Regions from separate parts of the Mus musculus genome. Here all the other regions are linked to region 5. The links are chromatin loops, found by intact Hi-C in ENCODE. Cell type or tissue: heart. All regions are shown on one strand.

Region 1 (4,000 bases), 360 kb after region 5:
GACCTGGTCAGCTTTGATCACAATGCTGTAAAGAATAGATGCTTAGATTATAATTGATGGGGTAGGATGGCTCAATGAACAGATAAAAACCAAGTCCCTGAGGAGTGCAGAAGCAACTTTTCCAGATAAGACTTTCAGGTTGAGCCTCTTGATGAAAACAAAGTGGGGATGGGGTGGGGGTGGGGGAAATCATTAATCCCAGGGTTTGGGAGGCAGAGACAAAGCCAGAGGCAAGTAGATCTCTGTGAATTTGAGGGTAGCTTGGTCTCCATACTAAGATCCTGTCTTAAGAAGGAAATAAAAGCAAGAAAAAAAATTTTCACCTTGTGGCCAGTTTGTCATGGTGGCACATACCTTTAATCCCAGCACTTGGAGGCAGAGGTAAGTGGATCTCTGTGAGTTTGAGCCCAGCCTGATCTACAGAGCAAGTTCCAGGATAGCCAGAACTGTTAAACAGAGAAACCCCATGTGGATAAAAATTCTACTTTGTCAGTCTGTTTTGGTTAGTTCTCATGCAGTGGAGCCTGGCCTTGAACACACCGTGTAGCAAAGAATGGCCCTGAACTCTGATCCTCCTGTCTCTGTGTCTCAAGTGTTAGAATTACTGACAAGCACTACCAAACCCACCTTCTTACCCTTCTACTTTGACCCAGTTCCAGGAATACCTCCTCACTGAGACAGGTAAACATACGCTTAGCAACCTGTTTGGTCTATATACATACCCACCTCCTCACACTGTACCTAGAAATCTGTTACTCAGTCTTCAGGGAGCTACACACACACACAGACACACACAGACACACACACACCACACATACACACAGACACACACAGACACACACACACACACACAGACACACACACACACACACCACACACATACACACAGACACACACACAGACACACACACACAGACACACACACACACACACACACACACACACACCACACACATACACACAGACACACACACAGACACACACACACACACACACACACACACACACACACCACACACAGACACACAGACACACACACACACACACACACCACACACACACACACACACACACACACACACACACACACTTCAAACACAGAGTTTTCTCTTCTCAAGACAACCCTTATTTGTAGATGGTTTCCATTCAATCTTTGGGGAGTGAGGGGCAGATCTGTTCTGAACTAGTTTTGGGCACATGTAAAATAGAGCAGACTGTGTCCCCTGAGTGAACTTTTAAGAAAAAAAAAATCCTGATTTGCTGTCTTATGCCTATATAATTAGGTATGCATATGATTAAAATTAGAGACATCACAGGATGGGACAAGCACGGTAAAGAAAGGTTATATAACCCATCTGTCAACCAAAACAGTGGCCCTGCCCAAGCAAACCCCCACTTCCTTTAGAGCCCATAAAAGAAGCCCCATGTAATAACCTGGGGCCTAGCATACACTCTTGTTCATGTAGACTGCTGTCACTTTTGATAGCATAATTATAATTGGTATTAGGGCTTTGTTTTTGGTAATATTTTCTTTTTTTATTTAAATTATTTTATGTATATGAGTACACTGTAGCTATACAGATGGTTGTGAGCCTTCATTTGGTTGTTGGGAATTGAATTTTTACAACTTCTGCTAGATCTGGTCAGCCCTGCTCCCTTTGGTCAACACTGCTCAGCTCAGGCCCAAAGATTTATTTATTATTATACATAAGTACACTGTAGCTGTCTTCAGATGCACCAGAAGAGGGCATCAGATCTCTCATTATGGGTGGTTGTGAGCCACCATGTGGTTGCTGGGATTTGAACTCAGGACCTTCAGAAGAGCAGTCAGTGCTCTTACCCGCTGAGCCATCTCACCAGTCTTGGTAACATTTTCTTGCTATGTAGCAGTCTCTTTGCACCTTTATTACAATTCTTTGACTAAAAGATCAACAACCTGGAAATATTCAGTCTAGATGTCAATCACTCGTGATACAACAGTGTAAGATGTTCTGGGTTTTCAAAATTTTTACCTTGCCAGCACTCGGGAGGCAGAGGCAGGTGGATTTCTGAGTTCGAGGCCAGCCTGATCTACAGAGTGAGTTCCAGGACAGTCAGGGCGAGACAGAGAAACCCTGTCTTGAAAAAACCAAAAAATAAAAAATAAAAATAAAATAAATTAAAAAAAATTATTTTACCTTGTTTTCCTTTTGTGATTCTGGGGACCAAACTTGAGGCTTCTGCTTGCTAAGAAACTTCTACCACTAAGCTGCATCTTCCCATTCCTCTATAGAGTTACCTTTTTCTTTCTTTTTTTTGAAGACAGAATTTGATATAGCTCAGGCTCACCTGGAACTCCTGACTCTCTTCCTTCCCCCCCACCCCATCCCCCAAATTCTAGAATTATATAAGCTACCACACCAGGGTACTTACTATAGGAGTTTCTATAGGATGACGTGGTGGTTTGAATATGCTTGGCCCAGGGAGTGGTACTACTTGGAGGTGTGGCCTTGTTGGAGTAGTTGTGGTCTTGTTGGAGAAAGTGTGTCACTGGGTGGGTGGGCTTTGGGACCCTCCTCCTCGCTGCCCATGAGACAGTCTTCTCCTGTTTGCCTTTAGAACAAGATGTAGAACTCTCAGCTCCTCTAGCATCATGCCTGCCTGGATGCTGCCATGCTCCCACCTTGGTGATAATGGACTGAACCTCTGAATCTGTAAGCCAACCCCAATTAAATGTTGCTCTTAGCTGCCTTGGAGCTGGGGAGATGCAATGCATGTATGTGCTGTGGCACACATGAGGAATTTGGAGAACCACCTTGGGTCTTGGTCCCTATCTTCTACCTTGAGACAGACTGTTGTTGCTGTTGATTATGCCAGGATATCTGACCCACAAGCTCCGAGAGTTTCCTGCTGCCTCCCAACTGCCCATAGCAGTGCTGAGATTACAGGTATGTGATCCCAGCGTATTAGTCAAGGTTCTCTAGAGTCACAGAACTTATCAGTAGTCTCTATATAGTAAAGGAATTTGTTGATGACTTACAGTCTGCAGTCCAACTCCCAACAACAATGGTCAGCAGCAGCTGTGAATGGAAGTCCAAGGATCTACCAGTCCAAGGCAAGCAGGTGAAGGAGAGAAAGGGTGTCAATCTTCCTTATTTCAATGTCCTTATGTAGGTCTCCAGCAGAAGGTGTAGCCTAGATTAAAGTTATATGCCACCATGACTTTAGTCCCAGATGACCTTGAACTCAGAGGTCTCCGTGTCTTAATCTTATGGAATTCATAGCCGCTATGCCTCAAGATCTCCATGCCAAGATCCAGATCAGAAACTTGTATCTCCCAGCCTCCAGATTAGGATCACTTGTGAGCCTCCAATTCTGGATTGTAGTTCATTCCAAATACAGTCAATCTGACAATCAGGAATAGCCACTACACGCATCCTTACATGGGTTTTGGTACATTTAGTACTCACACTTGCTCAGCACATTCTTTTAACCACTGACATATCTACTCAGCCCCTGATTGCCTTTTGTTTGAGGCAAAGTCTCAAGAAGTAGCCTTCACTGGCTAGAACTCTACATCGTCCATGCTGGCCTCAAACTTGCAGTGGTACACCTGCCTCGGTCTCTCAGTTATTGGTTTCAGGCACATGCCACCACATCTACCAAATTCTCTCTCCTTAGTGGTCTCTGATACTTCCTTTATAAAGCAGTAGGAAGAGCTTGGGAGAGTCAGGAGACAAGACCATTAACTTCCCTCTGGGCTTGGCTTCCTGTCTAAAAAGAATCAGTGGTTCTGAACTGGATGCTCTCCAAGTTCCTGTGCTGCACCAGTGTGCTGTCCTCTCATGAGAACTTAAGGATACAGGCTGGTGCAGCCCACCCTGCTCCCTGAGAAAAGGTCTCAGCTGAAGGAATACAGGAATGCCAGAGCCACAAGGGTTCTACCTTCCCATCCTGGAGGAAGCAGAGGTGAAGGGCAATAGGAGAGTGTCCGCAAGTTTGGAGAGGAGATAAAGGCTGC
Region 2 (4,000 bases), 130 kb after region 5:
AGAGCAACGCAGACTCCTCATCCCAGTCTCTCCACCCACTGTGCTGTGCTATGCTGTGCTGTGCTGTTCTGTGCACCCGTGAAACGGCTATCAGAGTCAACAGCACAGCTAGTGTCTGGCAGCTGGCTTCGTCTAGTGGCTGATGGGAGGAGTTTCCTTTCAAGACCTCTGCTGCTCTAGAGGACAGGCCCTTTCCTCCTAAGTAAAAGGAAAATGCCAGGTAGATTCTTATTTTCCCTTTGTGGGTTTACCTGCCAAGGTCATAGGAGACTCTACAGGTGAGAGGAGTGGAGAGCAAAATTCCTCCTGACTGTTGAGTAGAAGTCACAACAAGCCTACTGTGTGCCTGGTGGTTTCTTTGGCAGGTGGAGGAGAGAGCATAGTGATGGCTAAGCAGTGGGGCCCTGGGGCACTTGGTCTAATGAGGTGAGAGGCATGAGAGGTAAATAATAAAACAGCTCTAAACCAGTGCTCCCGACAGTAGCACCCCCTCAACCCCCACTCCCACCAAGAGGGAGCCATGGGCGAGGGCCCGGGTGTAAGCTGTGCTGTCACATTCGGCCTTGCACCTGGTGTAATGCTCTTTTGTGATCTTGAAATTCTTATTTGTGTGTGTGTGTGTGTGTGTGTGTGTGTGTGTGTGTGTGTGTGTGTGTTGGGGCTGAAACTCTTGAGTGTAAAACAGGATAGGTTACCAGTCTGCTGAGGGCAGCTGAGGCCATCACGCTGCAACACTGGGAGGATACCAACCATTAGCAATTCATTGACAGCCTTGCAGAGATAGTCTGTTTCGGCTAGCTGGGGCTGGGGTGGGTGAGGTTTTGCCTGAGCTAGAGATCTTGTAGGACTACGGGGCTGCTGGAGAGGAGTCCTGAGCCAGGGGCAGTGAGGCAGATATGCAGGAGTGAGGCAAGGCCCTCTGTGGAGCCACGGAGCGCAGCCGCTCAGCTGCAGCGGACGACCTGCGGATCAAGGTTCTTGTCAGCGTCGAGAGCGAGCGTCACTAGAACAAATATTCATCCAAAAATAAACTTCCTGCTCTTCCTGTTTTTATAACTTGCCTATTTCCTCTGAGTTTGAGGCTGGTCTCCTGTTCCGTGGGTGTTAATCTTCAGAGGATCAAGACCTCTATAGAAGCATTTCCTGTACATGTTTATCCACCCAGCCTGAAATTATTTTCTCCAAATGATAAGAGAATTTTTTTCCATCCTGGTATGTCAGCCTTTGAAAGGTTTTCAGTTGGGAATCCCAGGGATGAAGGCTCCAGCCAAGTCATAGGAGACCCAGACAGGTGAGAAATGACCTTCAGTGCTTGTGGTTTGTCCTTTTACAGGGGTGTGTATGTGTGTGTGTGTGTGTGTGTGTGTGTGTGTGTGTGTGTTATAAGTATGCACATAGAAGTCAGAGGAAAAGTGAAGAGTTGGGGATGAGGGGACGGGACAAATAGCCTTAGTGTTTTTAACTCCTTGGCCCTGGAACACCTACCCCTGAGAGTCTCCCTTGCTTTTTATGCTTAGAAATCCCAAGCCAGCATTCCAGTGAGTACTTTAAAATACAAATTTCCTTGACTGAGTCTGACAGACAGAGGCTGAGGTGACCTGACTGGTGCCACAGTGGAACCTGGAGGGAGGCCAGCTGCCTTTCTTTGAGGCCTTAGGTGGGCCTGGGGCAGCCACATTTTCTAAACGCTACCGCCACGTGCCACCACCTCTCCTATCAGAGACCCAGGTGACACCATTGGGAGTGACTGCCCCCAGACCACTGACCAAGTCTGTGGCCACTAGTCATTTGGGTTCTGAGCCCTTAAAACAAGCCATCGTGGGCTGAGAGGTGGTGTGATTTCATTACCTTATTACAATACATGCTAGACACCCTACTAGTAATTATTTTGATTGCTGTGGGAACAAAACTATTTTAGATATATTGAGTTATGACAACTCTAAGGAAAAAAATTCAAATTGTGGATATGGCTTGTTCCATTTCTGTGTGGTGTGGTGCATTCACAGGTACACAGTCTCTGGGCTGTCTCCCTATTGGCCTAGCTGAGTGGTGACCTATCCCTAAACCTAGACTTTCCTAGGACAGTGGTTGGGACAGCGATTCCTGTAGGCTGACAGTTAATTCTCACACACATACACACACACACACACACACACACACGCACACGCACAGAGTTGTTTTGGTTTTCCTTTGTCAGCCTTGCTGATCAGTCTCCTTCCTGGAAACCTTTTTTCAGAGCCTACGGTCTTCCTGCGCTCCTGCCCCCGGGTCAGACTCTACGGCTGGTTACCTTTGATCCGTTCACTGCAGGCTGGTTGTCTAGAAACTCAGTGCTCAGTTGAACCCTGAAACCACTGTTGCAGAGCAAATTGTGTGTGGTGGGTCCCCAGTCCTTTTGTGTCCCATTGTATGTTATTCCTGGTCCCCATCCTACTCCACCCCACCCTCATCTGCCCATACGTGCCGGCGCGCCTTTGGAGTGAATGAGCATGCGCTGGGGAAACACAGGGTAGACGTGAGGCCTGGGAAACTCCTGCTGTGGGAAGTACAGAAGTCCCTTCGCTGGGCTCACCCTCCTCAGTCTGCCGGCATTTCTGGAACAAGGGGAAGTTCAGCTGCTGGCTGAAGCCCCAGATAATTCCCTGCTGCAAATGAAGAGCTCCATATTGACCCAGAGTCCAGGAGAACGTGTTTACAGGGCAAACCCTGTTCTGCTGACCCGTACAGTACCCCTGTACCAACTACATTTTTGCCCCCACTTTGTGGTCTGTTTTATATTTAACCTTTTTTTTTTTAAATCTCAGCTAGATGGGAGCAGGCATGTGTTGAATGATTGGGGTATACAAGCATGGCACAAAGTTAATTAACAGAACAAACGCCAAGATACCCAAGTAGCCACTGTTATTTCCCTGTTTGTAGACAAAGCACCTACCCGCAAATGAGTTTCCCCACAATGAAGCAGGATGTGGGCACACAGTGTAGGGCTAACTCGAGTCCTGTATTTGAGCAAATCAAAGGTTGTACCTTCAGGTTCACTAGGGAAGGTAGAGTGGTCAAGCAACCTTTGGGTTCTTTCCTGTGAGTGGAAAGAGGTGCCATGTTCAGACCTTCCTGAAGGTTGGGTCTAAGGATTGGGCACATGGCTTTGGCGTTTGGTTGGATCTGGTTCAACCATTGTATTGATTCAGTCATAGTAAACTAACCCAAGGTTGCCTGGGCCTCACTCCTCTCTGTGAAAGGGGGACATTCGTCCACGTTCTGTGTTGTTTTCTGTGTTGTTGTAAAAGTTTTGTCTATATTAACATAGAAAGTACCTCAACAGACACATCTCTCCAAAGCCCCGAGGACGACACTAGATGTAACCACAAGAAAGTGGGCAGAGGCTCACAGCTGTCCATCAAAATATGATACCCACAGGAGCTCACAGTCCCTTGTGTTGTGAAGCTTGTTGACCCAAGGGAATTGCTTGCTCCTCTCTACCTGAATAAGGCCAGCTCTTAGGCTGCTATAGCTATTGGATGTTTATAGCCCTTCAGCCAGTTAAAACAGGACCTTATCTGTCCAGGCCTGGGCTGATCTCCACCAGACACACTTTGACACTTAATGCGCATGTAAGCAGGAGGGGTGTGGAGCCAGTGGAATGTGGATCTAGAGTAGGCCTGACTTCTGGCTTTATTCAGTCCACCAACTCCCTAGTTTGTACTGAGCTCTAGTGTTTATCCCTCCTGGCCTCAGTAATTCAAAGGAGCTGGCCCAGATCTCAGTCCCGGGGTCCTGGCCTCAGGAAGCCAGTGTCCAGCCACCAATGTCCTTTCAACATGCCCCCACTTCTTACTGAGTCCCAACAGGTTCTCACAGCACTGATACCTAACTACCGCAGTACATCGGCATTACCCAGGAGCTTTGAAAAGGCAGGGAGCCAGGCTGTACCCCAAACTATATACCACCTAAAAAAAAAACAAAACAAAACAAAAAAAACAACAGAAGCCTGCCATGCCAC
Region 3 (4,000 bases), 90 kb after region 5:
CTTAAGCAGCTATGAAAAATAATTGCCTTCACCATGGCCTCCCACCCACTAAAAACCCACGTGTGAAAGAAGCTGCAGCAAGGAATGATGGGAAACAGTGGCAGCCCAGCTACTCGGGAGGTTGAGAGAGAAGGGTGGTGAGGATCGGACCAGCCAGCTCTGCAAGCCAGGCTCCTCTCCTTGGCCTTCGTCTTTCCTTTGTTTAAGTCATAATGTGTGAAGAGAAACTACAGACGTGGCTAGGTGGTAGAATGCTGGCCCAGCAGCTGGACCTCGGTTCAGTCTTCACAAATATACTGGCTCATATGAGCAAAAAGGAAATCTAGTTGAGCTCAGAAGTGGTGGTGTGTGCGCGTAATTCCAGCATTCATGAGGCAGAACCACGACAGAGAGAGGGGGTAGGGGTTGGGGGGAGAGAAAGAAATGATGTCCTAAATTTTAGGACTAATTTTTCTAGGCCTATGTGGTGGTGCACGCCTTTAAGCCCAACACTCAGAAGGCAAAAGCAGACTGACTTGAAGGCCAACTAGGGCTATAGAGACTGCTAAAACGGGGGGTGGGGGGGTGGGGGTGGGGTGGGGGGGTGCGGCGGTGGCAAAGGATTCCTTCACATGCTTGTTAAATACACACACACACACAAGCAAGATTTAAAATTCATTTAACTACGGACATGGCTCCAGCTTCAGTTGCTGCAGTTTCTGAATTAATTAGTCTTCATTCATTTGTTTTGTCTCCTCTGAGAAAACCTTAAGGACTCCCGTGTCTCTCACCGTGTAGGTGAAGATGATCTTGAGGTTACAGGCCGGATTAATGAGGGGCTGCAGAGTCGAACCTAGGGCTTCATGCGCAATAAAAGCTACAATGCACCCTACTAACTGGGCCACGTACCCAGCCTGACTCAGAAATTCTGATCCTCCGCAAGATTAGGGGAGGACCCCTCTCTGTCTCCTCTCCTCCTCTCGGTCTGACTCTCTGCCAGGATCCAATTTGCAATCCACTTGCTTCCTGTTAAAGAGTTCAGGAGTGCACCCCAAGGTCAGCCTTCTCCATCTTTCCTGGAGTGGGTGGGGGAAGGGCTAGAATTGGGTAGTAACTTGCCAGAAACAGCTCTTCCCACCGAGCTGCGGCTAGCTAGAAGGTGAGCTGCCACAGACGAAAAGACCCTTTGCATAGCCCATTCTTAAACTGGCTGAGGCTTGTACAGTTGTAAACTGAAACTTGGGGCAAACCCTGGCGGTTACATTTTTTACACAAAGAATGCTTCCTTCTTCGCTCCGTCGATTACTTCCTGCATTCTGACTCTGCTGAGCAAATGCATACCCGAGCCTTTGGTGAGCTGCTGAGCACGGTCGAGCCACCCTCCTACCTGAAGTGGCGACCGCAGTAGCAGCGGGCTTGGCGTTTCATTCATAATACTTGCACCAGCGTGGAGGGAGGCGGGGCGGGGGCCTTTCGTCTGTTTAATAAAATCCCGGCCATGCAACCGAAAGGGAAAATGATCCCGGAGTATGCTGCCCGGGGGATGAGCCCTGCACCGCCGCCCTTGGCTAATTATACCGGAGATTGTGCAATGGGCCCGAGCCATTCACCCTGCAGGGCCGCGGCGCCTCTCACTACGTCTGCACAGTCCTCGGCTCCCTTGGCACAGCGGGTACCCGCGGCTGCTCGCCCGAGCATAGTGATGCAGGCGCTGCAGCGGCCCGGGCGCGGCCGGAAGGAACTGATAAACCGGCGCGCGAGTGGCACCCCTCCCCCGCGTCGGAAGTGTCCTCGAGCGCCGGTCATTGAGAAATACTGAAGGGGCAGAGTGGGGTGAGGCGAGGACAGCCCTGAGGCCGCGGCTCCTGGCCTGTGATCCCACGCGCAGCCGGCTGTCCGGCCGCCTAAGTGCGGGTTCCGCACTGCGCCCCACAGGGCCGCCGGCTCGAAAAGCAGGAGCTGCCCCGCTGCAGAGCCTGCAGATCCGGCCGCCGAGGGGCGCTCCGGGCTTTCCCACAGCCCCTGGGAAAGGAAAGAGCTACGGGGCCTCCCCTGCCCAGCCTGTGGAGTTAAGAGGCAGGCAACTGTGCTGGGTTTCCGTGAAGTTGTGAGCAGATCGATAGTACTTTTGAAGTTTTAAGATCTTACTGAGTAAACACTTTATTTTAAAAGACTCAAGTCTCAAGTAGTTCAAATTGGCCTGGAACTCAATGACCTTGAACTTCTGACCCTTCTGCCTCCTGAGATAAAAGATTGTGCCACCGTAGTCTTGTATCAAAAAACAAAACAAAATAAAACAAACAAACAAAAATCCCAAATTCTCTGGGTTTGTTGTTGTTTTGTGACTTGTGTTTTATTTTTTAGTCAGGGTCTCACTCTAGCCCACATTAGCCTGGAACTGTGTACTCCAACGGACAGTGATTATTTTGTCTCAGTCTCTCGAGTCTACCGTGCCCCGATTGATGGTTATAATGCTTCTGAATTGAAATCTAAATCTAAGATTGGGACAAACTAATATTTTTTTTTTTTTTTTTTTGGTTTTTCGAGACAGGGTTTCTCTGTGTAGCCCTGGCTGTCCTGGAACTCACTTTGTAGACCAGGCTGGCCTCAAACTCAGAAATCCACCTGCCTCTGCCTCCCAAGTACTGGGATTAAAGGCTTGCGCCACCACGCCCTGCTTACTTATTTTCGAATGTCTACGATTTTTTTTTTTTTGAGAAAGGACATGATTTTATTATAGTTTGTGGGGGTAACAGAATAAGAAAAAATAAGACATCAGTGGGACAAATCAAAACAAATAAATCCCGAGACGTTACAACAAACTCTAGAAATAGATCGGTGTGATCCAAGTAATTCATTAGACACTTCCGTTATTGTTCTTTGGGAGTCATCCACCTTGCTTTTCAATCTGAAAGTTGTCAGACCACAGAAGTGACTAGTAAGCCCTGTGGAATTTTCCTGTCTCCATCTCTTCAACAATGGGATTATAATTGCAGGCCATCAAATGTGGGTGCTAAAGAAGGAGCATAGGCCCTCGGATGACAAGTAAGCCTCATACTAACCTATCTCCTAGCTCTGAATGGGTCTGCTTTTTGTTTGTTTTATGTTTATTTTCTTTTATGTGTATGGGTATCTTGCCTGTATGTATAACTATGTATGCATTGCTTGGGTACCTCATGCTCTTGGAGTCCAGAAGACAATGTCAGATCTTTGGAACTAGAGTTATAGAAGGTTGTGAGCAGACATATGGGTGCTGCAAATCATACCTGGGTCCTCTGAAAGAACAACCAGTGCTCTTAACCACTAAGCAACTCTACAGCTTACCCAACCCCCAGTCTTTTTTTTTTTTTTTAAACCAAGGTCTCAATATTTAGCCCTAGCTGTCCTAGAACTCTTTCTGTAGACTAATATAGCTTTGAACTCAAGAGATCTACCTGCCTCTACCTTCAGACTGCCAAGATTAATGGTGTCTACCACCACACCCAGTATGTCTCACTTTCTTCACGGCCTACAAACAAACAAACAAACAAACAACAAAAAAAAACAAAACAGAAACAAGCAAACAAATAAAAATACCCCCCAAATCAAACAAACAAAAAATGAAGAAAGATAAGGTTTGCTTTGTTTATTCCTGTAAAAGTTGAAGAATTAACAGAGACCTCACTGTCAGGACCTCAGGTCTTCTAAGAGAAAACCAAAATGCAGGTCTCGAGGTTTGGCGTCCTTACCACTACTTGTCATGAGCACTCAGAATCCAGTGTTGAACCTCAATGTGTATCCACAAAGATCATGGTTGTGGAAAGCATGAAACCACTGGTTTCTACTTGACTCAAAGGTGAAACTCTTATTTTTCAAGCCCCCGTGGAACTCTCAATACACACAGACCTCTAAGAGGGCTACTTTTGTTTTGTGTATGGGTTTTGTTTTAGTTGTTGCTGATTATCATCATCATCATCACCACGACCACTACTTTGATTCAGGGTCTTAATCATGTAGTCTGGTTGGCATGGAACTCATTATA
Region 4 (4,000 bases), 570 kb after region 5:
AATTGTTTACAGACAGGGTTTCTCTGTGTAGCCCTGGCTGCCTGGGGCCTGCTCTGTAGATCAGGCTGGCCTCAGACTCAGAGATCTGCCTGCCTCTGCCTGCAGGGTGCTGGGATCAAAGGTGTACACCACCACTACCTGGCTTGCATCATTGTTTTGGTAGGTTGATTTAATGAATATACCTGAATGTATGTATTCAACAAGTGGCCACTTGTTGTTGGCCACTGTGGTTGTTCTAGTTTTAACGGCTCTATATAGGGCTATTATGAACATTCATTCATATATATTTGTGATACATATATTGTCAATTAGCTCAGGTAGTCCAGTAACTACTCAGAATGGCCAGTGTATACATCAGGTTTGTGTTTAGTGTTTTGGGACACTTCAAAAGTTGTCTTCAGAGTCGCTGTACCACAAAATATGTCCTCTTGGTGTTTGTTAATCCCCGAGTATAAACTTCTCATAGAACACTCTGCTTTAGAATTTGGAGTGAAAGTTGTGGGAGAGGCTGAATAGTCTTCTTAATAAAAAGAAAGAAATAGAGAGCACGGAGATGCAGCTCAGGGGTAAAGTGCTTGCCTAGCATGGGCCTGGGTTTAGTCCCGCATGGGGAAGGGAGGAGGCGTGGGGGATGGGGAGGGGCAGCAGAACAAGCTGGAGTTGGTGGTGTGGGATAAGGCTCACCAATGGATCTAGGAATCTATGTTTGTCACACAAATACAAAATTCAATGACTGTGTGGCTGTCAATAACTGAGAAGAATGAAACTGTTCTAGCTGCAAGGGAATCCCCTTGCACATTCGAGGAAAGAGCCTCGAGTTCATTCACTGTTTTGTTTTTTGGGTTTTTTTGTTTTTGTTTTTGCTATTAATAGACAGCAGCTGATGTGTCCCGGGCTGACCATGAAGCTGCTGGATTTCTGGGTCCTTCTGCTGCCGTCTCCCAACTGCTGGGGTTATAGGCATGTACCCCAACTCCCAGCTAATTCACCATGGAGGATCAAACCCAGGCTTTGCATGAAGTAGGCAAGCACTCTACCAACGGTCCTCTCTTTCTACTGTTTAATATATTGCAATGTGTCTCACTAAGTTGCACAGGCTGGCTTTGAACTCACTCTAGTTTAAACAGGTTTGAACTTACAGTCTTCCTGCTTCAGCCTTTAGAGTAGTTGGGATTATTGGTCTGAGCTATCAAGCCTCCTGGCCTCAAACCATTTTGGGATAAATGTCAAAGCTTGGAATTTATGACCAGATAGGCTTTGATCAGTGTGATGACAGCAAGAGAAGTGCTCTGGGGAGGCACCCTCCTCAGGACTCTGACTGCCTTCTGTCCATGTAAGTTGTCTGGCCTGGGTGTGGGATTTTCAACAATTCCTTCGAGACCATGCATGCAGACTCCGGCTGGAAGTGATGCTGTTTTGGACTGGTGGCATCGGCTAGAAAGACTCTCTCCAGCGAGTGGGGCTTGAGAGTTGCCCTCTGGATATAGCAGGGAAGATCAGTCTTTGGTCCTGCCGTGATAACTTCTAACAAGTACCCAGGTGTGGCCTAAGGAGCTTGCCCGAGAGCCTGGGCGTCACAGTAGAGGGGTCACAGCTTGAGAAGCGTCTTTTCAGGTCTGGAAGTGAACCAGCCTCTCAGCATCCCCGGAAACTTGTTTGAAATGCAAATTCTCAGGCCATGGGCCAGGCAGCTGAACTGTTTAGTCCCCAGGTGACTGTGATGTAGACTGAAGTTTGAGACAATTTAGAAACTGAGTTCTGAGGCTGGGGATATAGCTAAATACTGCAAAAACCAACCAACCAACCAACCAACCCTCTTTGCCACGCCCAACCCCCGCCCCGCGCTCGCGCACCCCCAACCCCCGAAGGGCCGCAGCTTAAGTGCTAGAATGCGGAGCCTCAGCACTGAGAACCAATTTAGAACACTAACATCCCACCTCCCACCCCGAACCCCCAGCCTCCAACAGGAGCCTCCTGTTTCCAGTACGACTCTAATAGAAGTGAACTCTTTGTGGGGCCCTTACTTTGGCCCTTACTTTGAGTACAAAGCCCGGGCCTGTTTCCTCATTATCTGCCGGATGAATGCTTGGAGGGTGTCTGGCTGCCGGGTCGCTCTTGGTAACCCGACGCGCAAGCCTTGGAAGTCTGGGAGGGAACTGGTTTCCTGCCTCGTTACCAGCTGGAAGCGGGCCTCGGTGGAAAGGAAGTCGGTGCCACAGTGCCACCCTGTGATGAAGGAAGGAAATAGCCTTTCTGTCTCGTTGCGTTGACATCAAACTTGTGGGAGACACTTTAAATAGCATGGTTTCCCCCAAATAGCAACCTGCAAATATATTTGAATCGCGTTTGCTGTGCATTAGGCACCATGATCATTGTATTATCTTGTAACAACCTCAGATTATCTCCATTCTTATTGGAGAATTCTTTACCATAGGAAGTCCTTGATCAGCCCCACTGATTCCACCGTTCTTCCCAGGAGCATCCAGAATGATAGCCAAGCCCTTGTCCGTTATCTTACTGTAATGACGGGTGTTCTTGATTGATTGTTTAAAACATTTTTCTTCTGATGATAAAGCAATACTCAGTCATTATTCAGTCTCACTGGGGGATCCTTATTGTGCAAGCCCCTTATCTAACACTACGCTACGGTCAGCATTTACAATCTACACACATGCATCCGCATACTTAGATTATCTCTACGTCACTAATTGCATGAATACTTAATGGTGTGTAAGTTCTAAGAAAGTAGTTGTATATAATATTATCCTATTGTTGAATAAAACAAAAGAAAAATCTTTTTTCTACACATTCAATAGAGACACCATTTTGGCTTGTAAATACATCTGATTCTTAGATAGTTGAACCTCTAATCCATGACCAACTGTGTGTACCTTACATGGAATCTGAAACTGAAAACTTGTTCTAATAATTATTATTCGTGCAACAAATTATCCCCAAAACATCTGTCCTCCCGCAGTTACAGAGAGCGCCTCAGTGGCAGGCTTCCAACTCAGTGACTCTCAAGAGGTGGCAGCCAAATGTTTGAAAGGTTTGACAGGCCCTGAAGAGTGCACTTCTGAGCTCACAGATGTGGCTGTTGGCTCTTCTCACAGGTGGGCCCTTTGTTAGGGATGTTCATAAAAAGTCCCCACTCCAAGATCAAATGATGAAAGGCAGAGGGGTCAGGAGAGAACGTGGTGCTTCTGTGAGGCTTGGAGCCTCAGACTGACGGCCTCCAGATGAAATGTGTGCCTTTGTTTCTGTATCCTACTGGCTGTAAGGACTAGCTCTGCCCCAGTATGGATGAGGACAATACCAAAGATCTAAGTACCTTCCAGGGCCATTCTGGGCCATTTTGGGGCTGGCTATCGCAGGACAAAAAAATAAAAATCTCAACTGTATAAATCAGCACAGTTTCTCAGACATATTCACATGCAGTGTCTTAGTTAGGATTTCCATTGCTGTGAAGAGACACCATGAACAAGGCAACTCTTATAAGGTCAACATTTAATTGGGGCTGGCTTAGGTTCAGAGGTTCAGTCCATTGCCATCAAGACAGGAAGCATGGTAGCATCCAGGCAGGTATGGTGAAGGAGGAGCTGAGAGCTTTCCATCTTCATTTGAAGGCTGCTGGGAGACTGACTCTCTGCACTGGGCAGAGCATCAAGGCCTGCTCCTCCAGTGACAAACTTTCTTCACCTATTCCAACAAGGCCACACCTCCTAACAGTGACACTTCCCACGAACAAGCATATTCAAACCGCCACATGTGGGTATGGCAGGGTCTTCTTCTTGACTCTTCAGTCATATTGGTCTCTGCCCTCCATATTCCTCTATATCTCAGCTCTGTATAATTTCCTTTCTTTAGGGAATGCTAAACATTTTAGTGAACTCTTTAAATTGTGTGTGTGTGTGTGTGTGTGAATCCTAAATTTTGGACATGAAATTGGATGTCATCAATTAATAAAGTAAATCAATATTTTTAACCCCCCTATAAAGTT
Region 5 (4,000 bases):
GGCCTCTTCGATGACCACGTGACATTTGCGACTATTGTCCTTCCTCACTCCAAGCACCAACCCTCAAGCTTCCAGGGCTCCCCGACGGGTAGCTGGGCTGGAATGTGCCCACTCACAGTTCTGCAGACTTCACATCCCAGAGGCGTGGCATGCCCTCCGCAGCCTAGCACACAGGCAGGGTCCTTCCTGCCCACATCTAAGTAGGGTGCTCTATTTCCCTGGAACATCCTTTCTCATTCTTGAAACTCAGCCCAGAATTTCATTATGGGAAGCTTTCCCTGAAACCCTAGGGTCAAGCAGGGGACCCACGACACAGCTGCTGCCTGGAGGCCTGGAGCTCTGGTCAGCCAATGAAGTGGTAAGAAGTGACTCCAAGTGGCCGCAGGCTAGGCTGCAGAGTTGACCTCCAGGTATCTACTCCTTCAAAGTCCTTCCCCAGCAGGCCCTCTTCCTCCACCTGGCTAAACCTGACTGCGGGTCATCAGGCCTCTCCCACACCTCCTCATTCCCCATTCCCCTGCCCACTGCCCATTATCAGCCACCTCCTTCTCTCCTGCATCCATGCGCCTCTCTGCCTGCCTGCACATGATCCAGCCCTGGCATCCACCCACCCCAAAGGAGCTCGTTCCTCAGCTGGAGGCTTGCAGGCACAGCACCGCAGTGGCATTTAGGCAGGGAGAAGCTGGGGAAGGCCCCTACAGCCCCTGGAAGGCATTCTGGGCTGACACACCCAAAGCAGGGAGGCAGGGCCCTGTCTCAGCAGGGAGCTGAGAGGACAGATCATCCTCACAGGCAGCTGCCGGCAGCTAACCAGAGAGCTCAGCTTGTTCACATTATCACTTCCTCTAGAATGCCTCCTCTCCCACAGAATCATGACAGAATTGCCTCATGGTGCCTGGGGGACTCAACGGGGGTCTTTCTGGAGTAAGTGACCTCCACACTAAGTCGGGAGGCAGATGGATCTTGGGTACTCGTGAGTGCCACTATCATGAGCTGTCCTAGTACTTAGAAATATTTCTGCCTCTTTACCATCTAAACAAAAGAGCAGGAACCTGTAACCCCAGCAGGCAGGCAGGAAGGAGGGAGGGGCATCTTCTACTGCCTACCTAGGTTGAGACTACCCTGGACTACAAGAGGCCAAGTATTGAAAGAAAACTAAGACAAAAACAACCTAGAGACCACAAAAGAGAATGTCAGACAGGTGAGCAAGAACACCTCCCCCACCTCACGCCCCCACGGGCCTTTTGAGAGAAAAAGCCTGAGACCTCAACCAATCTCCCTGAGCACACAGTCTCTTCGATTTGGCAGAGAGGCCTGGAAGCCCTCTAGGGCTGCTGGATGGCTTAAGTAGAACACCTGACAGGAAATGAGCTAGAGACATGGGGTCCCATGCTCCTGCCCAGGCAGCCCCATGATGCTAAGGTGGGACCAAGCTATACTGGGGATCCCTGGTCGGAGGGAACTCTGGCATCCCCTTTGCGTCTCCCAATTGTGAGACGACAGAGGGAGGAGAAAGATCCCTATGGGGTTTGGTTTTGGGAATTTCCCCTCACAGGAACATTTACTGCGGTTGAGCTGAACAAGTGGCTGACGCTTGTTGGTTCACTACCTGCACATTCCGTTTATAAGTCTTACAACCCCCCTCCAGTGGACCGTCCTTTTTACCTTATCCAGCAAAATGCAACACTTCCTCAGACGCTGGTTTACAGACCACATCGCTTGGGTCTATTTCAGTGAAACACTGCTTTGGGATTCTACACCCTTTTCTTCTCGTGTCTTCTCCATGCTGTCCACGAGAGGGAGCCAGCGCGCCTGTTTGTGCCTCTGCTTATAGCGCTGGCTACCAAACAGGCGAAGTAGCTGAGCTCAAACTAATAATCCAGTATTTTCGGAACTCTGGTGAACAGAAATTCTGGAGAACCCTGGAATCTTTGGCAACTTGTTTTAACACAATAGAAATTTGGCAAACATGAAAAGACTTTCAGATCTTTGCCGTCTTGGTTTTCTGTTGTGGGGGTTGGGGGAGGGGTTGGTAGTGGTGGTAATGCTTGATTTAATTTTTTTTTTCCTCTTTTTAAATTTTTTTATTTATCTTTATTTTATGTGTGTTGGTGTTTTCCCTCCATGTATGTCTGTCTGAGGGTGTCAGATCTTGGAGTTACAGACACTTATAAGCTGTCATGTGGGTGCTAGAATTTGAACTCGGGTCTTTAACCACTGAGCCATTTCTCCAGCCCTTGATTTTAGCTTTTGAGACAGTCTCACCTAGCTCAGGATGACCTCGAACTCATTACGTATCAAAGCCTGGAACCCCTGATCCTCCTGCCCCTACCCTCTAAGCCCTGGAATAACAAACACGCAATACAAGGCCAACCTGTATAAGTGTGTTTATTGATTTCTTTTATTATAAAGAGTATAAGAAAAGTAACAGATTAATTCTGTAGGAGAATTATTAGATGATTGGCATGTAGATGAAACAGTTTAAGCTATGAAATACTAGAATATAGAAATTACAATTCTCCTTTTTATAAGGCTTTGTTTGTTTGGGAGTTTTGCTGTTGTTGCTATGGCTAGCTGACTTTTCTGTTGTTCAAAATAAGATCTCATGTAGCCCACGCTGGCTTTGAACTGGCTACGTAACCAAAGATGACCTTGAACTCCAGCTTCTACCTCCCAAGCCCTGTATTCTAGGCATGTGGCAACATGCCTGATGAAAATAGTTCTTTTTAGTATATATTTTAAATTTCTGTGTAGGGGTGTGCATGCGCACATATGTGCCAAGCTCTTCTGTGGAGGTCAGAGGACAACTTGCTGGAGTCCAATCTCAAGGATTCTGGGAACAGAATCCAACAACCTGTGTCACCAACTGACAAGTCCCCACTAAGCCCCTTCACTCAACCCATGCCACCATTCTTGACCCTACCTGGGACACATGCTGAACAGCAGAAGGGACTGGAAGCCCCCACAGGCCTTTCCACTAAGGAATTATGTTGACCGCAGGGGGACTCGCTTGGCGGCTGCAGGACACTCAGTGTTAGGCCTTGAAGACGGCGTGGCCATGTGTCCATCTGTGAGTGGAGGAACAGAGGCAGGAACCACAGGGACTGGAGCAGGCTGGGGGCCGATTCAATATTGGCCGAAGCTTAGGGAGGGAGGTGTAGGATAATCCGCCCTTGCAGCTTTACCCTGTCTTTAATTGTGTGTGTGTGTGTGTGTGTGTGTGTGTGTGTGTGTGTGTGCACGTGAGTATGTGTGTGCACATCTCTGTGTGTCTATGTGCTCATGAGTGTGTATGTGCACATGAGTGTGTGTGTGTGTGCACATGCACTTGCAAGAAGGGCAGGTGATGCTGTATTAGACTTCCTCAGAGCTGGAATTTAAGCACTTGTGAACTATCTCATGTGCCTGCTGAGAACGGAACCCATTCTTTTGCAAGAGCAGTGAGCACTAGGAGAACTCATAACTGGTGAGTCATAGCTCTAGCCCCTCAATGCCTGTATTTTAATTACAGTAATATTTATAAAATAATAGAACACACATGACTTACTTAATCCCGGGCTTGTTCCCCAGGCCACAGACCACCTTTCAATCACTTGAACACTTTCCATTCACAGCCAGGAAATGTGTGGCCCGAAAGAGACTCTTAGGCTATAGCTCCATCAGCAATGGAAGCCCTGAATCCCATTTCAGTGAACAGACTTGAAGACACATCCCTAGACAGCCTAGGGTGGCCTGGGGTAGGCATAGACAGCCTTGTAGACACATGCCTTAGTTAAACTTTATCACTCTTGGCTTCTCTTTCTCTCCTCAGCTGGAGTTCCTCCTGTGAGCTGATGTTTCTTGGTCTATAATCTCTATTGCCTAGTGCACAATAAAGAGTACTGAGTTTATTAGTCGGGGTTCCCTAGAGGAACAGAAGATATGGAATGGATGTATATAAGTAGAAATTTATTAGAATGGCTCACAGGCTGTGGTCCAGCTCGCCCAACAATGGCTATCT
Region 6 (4,000 bases), 370 kb after region 5:
AAGGAAGAACTGTTACATATACTTCACATTGTTCTGTTTGTCAGCTAGGTTAAAGGTTACTAGAAGATAATTTGTTGGGAAATGAAATAGTCAATGAAAGTGGAGCAAATTTATCTCCAAAGAGACAGAGATTTAAAAAATGGAGTTTTGGTGGTAGTATCTGTATGTATGGGGGTAGTGCACTCCATAGTGTTTTTCTTTCTGAGTGTCTGCTTTCTTCCTTAATCTTTATGTTTAAGTCTATATTAAAATATCAGTAATAAAACCCCAGCTAGGGCTGGAGAGATGGCTTCTCTGGTAAGGACACTTTTTGTTCTTGCTGAGGACCTGTTTTCAGTTCCCAGAACCCAGCATAACCAACTATAACTCACGTTTCAGAGTATCAAATGCCCTATTCTGGGCTTTGAGGCCAAGAGGCACATGCATGGCACACCACACACACACATACACACACAGGCAAGAGACACTCATACATAAAATTAAATGACAGATTTGGGGTGGGTGTTGGGACAGAGGTTCACTATGTAGCTCTGTTCTGGAACTTGCTATGTAGACCAGGCTGGTTTCAAACTCACAGAGAAGCACCCATCTCTGCCTCCTGAGGGCTGGGGTCAAAGGCATGCTATGTCTGGCTTACATGATAAATCCTAAGACAAAACAAAACAACAATAACAACAAAATTTTTGCTTGAAAAATTGAGTTTAGGACACTTCAGAGTTTTTATTCTGTGAAATGATAAGAGGAAGTATGGTGGGCTTTAGGGTCCAGGGCTGTAAACCTCCATCTAGGGTCATTTCAGAAGTTAGTATGGAAAAGAACCCAGGAGGCAGAGGCCAGGGAAACACTGAGTTCGAGGCCAGCCTGGTCTACAGAGGGAGTTCCAGGACAGCTAGGGCTACACAGAGAAACTCTGCCTCAGAAAACCAAAAACCAAAACCCAGACAATAACAAGAAAACTCCCAAAACTATGTATGTGTGGTCTGATGAGGCTGTCAGGACACACGGAGGAACGCCAGAGGGATGTGTAAATATGTTCTGAGTATATGGTTAGTCATGAGAACAGCCTCTTTTGCATATTTTGATGTCACAGAAATTCAGAAATTAAAAGTAAATCTACAGTTGGCCCCAGGAGATAATATTCTTGCTTAGAACAAGTTGGAAGATAAACTTTGGTCAGTGTATTATACTATGCCCTTTGTAATAAATAACGCAAGATAATGCGTTAAAGTTTAGCGGAGATTTAAATTCCTGAGCTGATTAAAGTTGACACCATTAGGTCTAAAAAAATGTATTAATATTAGTTCTGGAGTCCGTACTGAAGAGTTTCATGGCTTAAAAAAAAATACTTATTACTGCCCAGTTGTGCAGACGGACACAGAATTAGTACTAATAAAAAACAAAGAGCAGCAAAAGCAACTGCAACCCCCCCCCCTCAAAAAAAACAAAAACAAAACTTAACAACCCAACCCAACCCAACCCTATCCCGGAAAACAATTCAACTTTTAAGTCTAGGCCTCAAGTAGGAGGAGAAGACTGGTTAAGGCTGACTTTAGCCTGTGTCTCAACAGCACAATGTTAAAGGTTGGAGGTCGAGATGGAGGAGCAGTTTCAGACAGGGAAATCTGGCTGTGTGAGCAGAAGAGAGACTAGAACAGGGTCCATTTGCAGCTATTGCAACATCAAGTTGCTAGAGTAAAACGGTAAAAAAAAAAAAAAAAAAATTAGAGAAGGAGTCGGGTGAGTGAGAAAGCGCAAGGTCTACAGAGGCCGCTTGAGTTTCCTGCTGTCCTTAGAGCAGCCTCAGACCCTGATGGTGATGGCCCCTGTGGTCTTGCCTGAGCAGAGCTCGTCAAGCTGTCTCCACCCCTCCTCACTGTCCCAGGCTTCCTGGGAGCCCCCTCCCCCTCTGCTGCGGCACCGCCCTCCGCCGAGTTCCTTCCTCCTCCCCTCCCGATGGGGCACCGACTCGCCCTGCTGCCACGTCTCACTGATGACATCAACACAGCCCGGTCGGCCTTAGCCAATCCGCTAGGGGGAGTCCGAGCGAAGTCCTAGCCAGCAGGCCAGCGGGGAGGGGAGCAGGAAGGGCGGGGTGTGGGGGTGAGGGAATCGGGACGGGGCGGGCTACAAGCTCGAAAGTGCGCATGCGTTCAGGGCGCGGGGCCTAGTGGGAAGCTGAGTGCAGACAGCCCTCGGCCCGGTCGGGCTGCCCAGCGCGCGGTGTGCTCATGACTCTCTTTCCCAGCGTGCCCCGCGACGCTGCCGCCCTCTGGGCCGCGCCAGGCCCCTTGGCCTAGGCTTCCCCAGTTCCTGGTTCGCCGGCGGCCATTTTGGGTGGAAGCGATCACTGAGTGGCGGCGGCTGCTGATTGTGTTCTAAGGGTCGGAGTGGGGTCGACGTTTGCTCTACCGGAACAGCTTAGCTCATTCCTCCCTTTCCATTACCTGTGGCGCGGAGAGTTGGGGCGGCGGCTGCGTCAGCAAGGGCGGTGGTGGCGGCGGCGGCGGCGGCAGCTGCAGTGACATGTCCAGCATGAATCCCGAATAGTGAGTGCAGGAGAGCCGGGGCGGGCCGGGGTGAGAGCGGCCGGCCGGGGGTGAGGGCCGCCGGGAGGTTCGCTGCGCAGCGCCGGGAAGGTCGGCCGGGCGAAGGAGACGGAGCAGCCTGAGGGCCCCATTGTCTGAAGGCCGAGGGCCGCAGCGCAGCGGGGAGGGGTCGGGCCTGCGGGCCGGGTCCCGACCGCAGCCGGCGGGGAGCTAGGTGCCGCGGCTGGGCGTTGGGGAGAGGGCCTCGGACAGTAGCCAGGAGGGGCGCGTCTCTGGAGGCAGTGACGGCTGGAGGAGGACTTGGTTTTAAGGGGAGGTAGGTGGGAGAGCTCTGCTAGAGGGCACTGTCAGACCCTGCGCCGGCTCTGCGGAGCTGTCAGCGTCGGCTTTACTTGTAAATCCCGAGCTTGTTAGAGCTCTCTCCCTGTTGGGTTTTAGGTAATATGGATGCTTCTTGGGACTGCGTGGGCTTGAGGGGGATGAGGAGATGGTGAGGAGCTATTTATAATGTTTAGTTTTCTTTTGGGCTTGTCTCCTGGGAGAGTTCTGTGAGACTTGTGAGACGTGACCCTTACAAAATCCTGGACATTTGTGAAATTTTTGGTTTAGGGGAGACATGAGTCTCCCAGTCACCTTTTGTCTCCAGTAGGTTAAGAAGAAGAAAAAGAAGAACAAAACTGAACTAAAAATAAACTAGAAATGTCTTCCTGGTACCACCAAGTTAAAGTACAAGTTTGCAGACAGTTTTGAAAAGAAACTAATGGGGCCTTTGATGATAGAGTTGTATGTAGGTTTTAGATTACCTGCTTGAATGCCTGTAGATAGGAAATGAGGTTCCATGACGTGTCATGAAAAGTTAATGCATTCCTTTTTCTTGCTTACTCAAGAAGTCACTGTAGCAGATGTGACACACCTGGCACCTTTCATGGGAACTGCGCTTCTCCTTTCTTGGATAGACATTGTTAGGCTCTCTCTTTGAACCCAAAATTCTCCTATGGTTTCCATATATGAAAATAACTTTAAGAGATGCCATTTTTATTATACTTTAGTGTCAGAAATCTTTAAGGGAGAGGGATTTTTGTTGGTTTTTAATAAGAGAAATCACTATTGCCGTAAAAGCTGGGCTTTATTTGTTGCTTTGGTCAGTTACCGCTAAGTGTGCCCCCATGAAAGGTCCAACCATCAGCTCGGCTGACTTGTCATGTGCGTGTCACATGACTCTTGCAAAAGACATTCTAAGTTCAGGTTTTCTAAGACTGGTTTAATACTGAAATGGTTTTTCCGTTTGTGTTAAGCAGAGGTCTTAGTATCTTGGTAGAATTTTACATACTTTTTTTTATTGTGTGTGTGATGCCTGTGATTGCAGGTGCACAGGTGTCACCTTGCTTGCTTCAGAGGTCAGGGGACAACTTTTGGGAGCTTATTCTTCCTTTGTGGCTTCAGGGATTGAACTC
Region 7 (4,000 bases), 220 kb after region 5:
TATAGAGCAAGATCCAGGACAGCCGAGCTTAGGCAGTGAAGGATTTGGAAAACATAAAGCTAGTGATAATGTAATAGTCATGTTCTAGTTCCTGCAAGCAGCAGAATTCAGCAACTTCAGCCATGTCACTCTGGCTCTAGAGTTAAGAATGGAAGGAACTAGCCGGACTTGGTGGCACACGCCTTTCATCCCAGCACTTGGGAGGCAGAGGCAGGTGCATTTCTGTGTTTGAGGCCAGCCTGGTCTACAGAGTGAGTTCCAGGACAGCCAGGGCTACACAGAGAAACCCTGCCTCGAAAAACAAAACAAAACAAACAAAGAAAGAACGGAAGGAACTACTGGGACAATTAATGCTGGTTAGCTGGAGCTAAGAAATTAGCAATGAATTAAGAAGAGACCAGCATCACTGAGGTGAAATCTGGGAATTGTTTTCTGGAAGCACAAAGAAGCTGTGTTCCAGAGATAGCCAAGGTTGTACCTCATGTTGTGGCTGGACTTGGTAATGTGTAAGAGTCACCCAGGTGGTACTGGTTTTGAAGGCATGAAGGTGTCATGAAGAACAGCTGTGTCTCAAACAAATATAGAGGTGGTGATAAGGCGCAGCAAGATAAAGCATCTGTCACACAAGCCTGTTCAAAGGACCCAAGTTCAATTCCCAGACTCACACATAGGTGAAAAGAGAAAACCAACTTCACAAAGCTGTTCTCTAACTTCCATATGCACACAGTGACACAAGTGTGTTACCAACCCTACATCACAGATGCACAAAATAATGCTTTTAGATGCTGGAAAAGTTCATCTTCTTAAAATTTTTATTTATTGAAACAAGGTCTTATTATGTAGCCCCACTGGACTCAGTGTTACAGGGCTCTACCTGCCTCTGCCTAAGTGCTGTGAAGCAACTGTCTTTTGAGTTTGGCAATGCAAGCCCTAGTGAATGTTACATTACCAAAGCAAATGCCAAGTATGGTTTCACAAACCTGTGATACCCACATCCAGGGACCAAGGCAGGAGAAAATGGAGACATGGAGACAGACAGACAGACAGACAGACACAAGGGCTATAGCTCAAATAGTAGAAGACTAGAAAGCCCTGGGTTCAATCTCCAGAACCAGAAAAATAAATACTAGGGCCAAGGAGATGGCTCAGTGGGAAAAGGCACCTGTTGCCTAGTCTAAGGACCAGAGTTTGATCCCAGGGATCTACATGGTGGAAGAAGAGAAGCAACTTATCCTCAGCCAGGTGCATCATGGAGTCTATACATATTCAAAATGAGTAAGAAAGTGTAACAAATGCTTTAAAAAAAAAAAAGAGTTGAAATGAGAAAGTCCCCGTGTGGTAACTAGTACAGTTACTCTTATTTTAAAGATTTATTTATTTATTACATGTAAGTACATTGTAGCTGTCTTCAGACACTCCAGAAGAGGGAGTCAGATCTCATTACAGATGGTTGTGAGCCACCATGTGGTTGCTGGGATTTGAACTTCGGACCTTCGGAAGAGCAGTCGGGTGCTCTTACCCACTGAGCCATCTCACCAGCCCAGTACAGTTACTCTTAACGAGTGCCTTGCTCAAGAGATTGCACCTTTGCACTTTTCAAAAATCAGTATGTTCACTAGTTTAGACATAACAGTTCATCACACACATTAGAGCTGGCATTTTACAGATGGGAAACGGGGACTCTTCTCCTACCCCACCCAGACAGTCTCTGGGGCTCTCCTCTTTCCAAGTCTGCATCAGTCCTGGAGCCTACCTTGAGCCTGCCTTTCATCAGGGACCCCAGGAACGGCTCTTTCCTTCTGTCTACCTTAACCTGATGCAGTGTTTAGTGAGCTCAGGCCTCAAGTGGCTCGTGCTCCTATGGCCAGCTGAAGGCACTTTGGTGTGAAACACTTCACAAGCGTTTGCTCTTTCGTTTTTAGTAAGCCCAGTCCATGGAGAACGTGACGTGGATTCCCTGAGAACAAGCGAGGGACCTCCTGGCCACAGGCATCGAGAGCCTGGAGGCCACGTTCAGAGTCCTTAGAATTTGTGGCCTTGTCTTGGGAGTTGTTCAACCTTGTCTGAGGCCCTAGATTTAGATCAGAACATGACAAATGAGTTCCAGGTTTCTGTAAACTCTTTACTCAAAACAGGAAGGTAAGTTAGAGAAAGCATGGTAGCTAAGTTAGCAGTGGCCACTGGAATCCCGATGGGCCCTGAGAAGAACCCGTGAGGAGAAACATTTGAATTGCCTGAACCAAGAACTTGCCTGTGTCTGTGGAACTAACTCCCTGAGGTTGAGGTTATTAAGGTTACTGTTGCTGTGATGAAAGATCATGATCAAAAGCAACTTGGGGAGGAAAGGGTTATTTCACCCACAGTTCCACTTCAAAAGCAGTGAGGGCAGGAACTCACACAGGGCAGGAACCAGGAGGCAGGAGTTGATGCAGAAGCCATGGAGGGGTGCTGCTAACTGGCTTGCTCAGCTTGCTGCTTTCTTCTTTATCTTTCTGTTGTTGTTGTTTGTTTGTTTTGTTTTGTTTTTGAGACAAGGTTTCTTTATGTAACAGAGCCCTGACTATCCTAGACTCACTTTATAGACCAAGCCGGCCTTGAACTTACAGGCCTCTGCCTCCTGACTGCTGGGATTAGAGACATGTACCACATCCGGCTTCAGTTTGCTTTCTATAGAACCCAGAACTACAAGCCCAGGGACGGCTCCACCCAGAATGGGTTGGCCCCTCCTCCATTGATCAGTGATTAAGAAAATGCCTTAAGCCGCGTCTAAGGGGAGCATTTCCTCCACTGAGGCTCCCTCTTCTCTGATGACTAGTTTGTGTCCAGCTGGCCTAGCAGTAAGCAAGCTCTCCATGTTGCCTTCGTGGGAACATCCCATTAGAAGGTATCCACAGAGGCCTAACTGTGCAAGAGAACACGGCCCCGTGGGAACCGTAACTGCTTCTGTGACGAGTGGCTGTGTTACTTACTGCACAGCTGATTTCAAGCTCCAGGACATTTTCCCTCGTCTCCATGCTGCGAGGAGAGATACTGTTTTAAATAGCTGTGTTACTTACAGGAGCCCAGATATGGGTCTGCTGTCCCTGCAGCAGAAGGACATGATTAGTGGTTGGCCTATCTCTAAAAGCCCCGAGGAGCAGAGGGCAGGCAGGCAGGAAGGAAGGATGTGTAGGATAAACAGAATAAACCCAAACCAAAAATAAGCAGCAAGAGAGTGCTTCAGAGGTGCAGGAGTCTGTAAGGCCACAGCTCCTGGGAGAGCTGGGGTTACCACCTGCATTAAATGCTTTCCCATGCGATGGGAATACCAAACAAAAGCAGCTGCGGATGGGGAAAGGGCTTGGTTTAAGTCCCAGAAACAGATTTCTCTTAGGTTTTTCAATATTCAGACATTGTTTTAAAAATGTATATATAAAGTAAGATCTGGGTATGGTGGCACATGCCTTCAGTTCCAGGCAGAAGAATCACTGAATTCAAAGCCAGCCTGGTCTACATTGTGAGTTCCAGACCACCCAAGGCTACATACTGAGGCACTCTCTGAAACAAACAAACAAAACCAAGAACAAACAAAACCAATGTAAGTACTTAGTACTCAGTAAACGTGACCACCACGACTGTCTATCACATCCCCATTGTTCTTAGCTACCTCCAGTATGCTGACCTCTGGTGGGTCTCCTAAAAATTCAAGATGCATTTTTACCTCCAAAAGGCAATAAATCTAGAAAGGAGAATCCTTCCTCCAAAAGAATTTGAAACAAAAGCGCTTTAAACAGATTAGTCTAGAAGTGCAGAACTATACAATTCTATGATTCTGGCAATGCTGTGTTCCCAAGCGCACAGTAGGCTCTCTGGGGAGCACATGGGGAGTCGTCTGAGTCTCTGCTGAGCAAGTATTAGGAGGAAAGCCTTTGCCTTCATTCTTTTATAAAACTCCCAATTAAGCAAAGCCACTGGCTGGTTTCAATAAACCAAAATGTTCTCAAGGGGTCAGCAGCTAAAT

The links. A loop is a pair of places that touch in the nucleus more often than their neighbours do. Peaks named below come from ENCODE experiments on the same cell type or tissue, not always from the same donor. Only the 100,000 strongest peaks of a DNase experiment are listed, where the experiment ranks them.
Region 1: a loop joins it to region 5, with 3.0 times the contacts of the local background. A loop is called at or near these places in 4 of 42 quality-filtered maps.
Region 2: a loop joins it to region 5, with 3 times the contacts of the local background. A loop is called at or near these places in 3 of 42 quality-filtered maps.
Region 3: it touches region 5 in a loop (4-fold over the local background); 29 of 42 quality-filtered maps call a loop at or near these places.
Region 4: it touches region 5 in a loop (4-fold over the local background); 17 of 42 quality-filtered maps call a loop at or near these places.
Region 6: it touches region 5 in a loop (3.0-fold over the local background); 4 of 42 quality-filtered maps call a loop at or near these places.
Region 7: a loop joins it to region 5, with 3 times the contacts of the local background. A loop is called at or near these places in 14 of 42 quality-filtered maps.

What each region holds. Positions count from the first base shown.
Region 1 is chr11:20,189,502-20,193,501 of GRCm38, forward strand. Gm12031 (a long non-coding RNA gene) reads right to left here and starts at 3,341. Exons shown (of 4, transcript XR_872276.2): 1 at 3,020-3,341; 2 at 2,413-2,592. In heart, a CTCF peak has its summit at 1,745 (motif pointing right); a DNase peak (open chromatin) is centred at 3,780.
Region 2 is chr11:19,962,900-19,966,899 of GRCm38, forward strand. The region is part of intron 1 of Spred2 (sprouty-related EVH1 domain containing 2); the gene reads left to right. Among named protein-coding and RNA genes, the nearest start is that of Spred2, 40 kb to the left of the region's middle. In heart, no CTCF peak of the experiment used is centred here; DNase peaks (open chromatin) are centred at 102, 982, 2,492 and 3,602; H3K4me3 peaks cover 550 bases; H3K27ac peaks cover 3,846 bases.
Region 3 is chr11:19,918,610-19,922,609 of GRCm38, forward strand. No RefSeq gene overlaps it. Among named protein-coding and RNA genes, the nearest start is that of Spred2, 3.8 kb to the right of the region's middle. In heart, a CTCF peak has its summit at 1,960; DNase peaks (open chromatin) are centred at 1,012 and 1,812; H3K4me3 peaks cover 2,058 bases; H3K27ac peaks cover 1,581 bases.
Region 4 is chr11:20,398,857-20,402,856 of GRCm38, forward strand. No RefSeq gene overlaps it. Among named protein-coding and RNA genes, the nearest start is that of Gm39605, 21 kb to the left of the region's middle. In heart, a CTCF peak has its summit at 2,237; a DNase peak (open chromatin) is centred at 2,135; H3K4me3 peaks cover 721 bases; H3K27ac peaks cover 556 bases.
Region 5 is chr11:19,829,039-19,833,038 of GRCm38, forward strand. No RefSeq gene overlaps it. Among named protein-coding and RNA genes, the nearest start is that of Gm39602, 88 kb to the left of the region's middle. In heart, a CTCF peak has its summit at 1,792 (motif pointing right); DNase peaks (open chromatin) are centred at 1, 163 and 1,673; H3K27ac peaks cover 334 bases.
Region 6 is chr11:20,199,107-20,203,106 of GRCm38, forward strand. It overlaps Rab1a (RAB1A, member RAS oncogene family), which reads left to right and starts at 2,306. Exons shown (of 6, transcript NM_008996.4): 1 at 2,306-2,546. The coding sequence starts at 2,524. In heart, a CTCF peak has its summit at 2,030; a DNase peak (open chromatin) is centred at 2,045; H3K4me3 peaks cover 2,673 bases; H3K27ac peaks cover 2,373 bases.
Region 7 is chr11:20,050,324-20,054,323 of GRCm38, forward strand. No RefSeq gene overlaps it. Among named protein-coding and RNA genes, the nearest start is that of Gm32080, 13 kb to the left of the region's middle. In heart, no CTCF peak of the experiment used is centred here; no DNase peak of the experiment used is centred here; H3K27ac peaks cover 839 bases.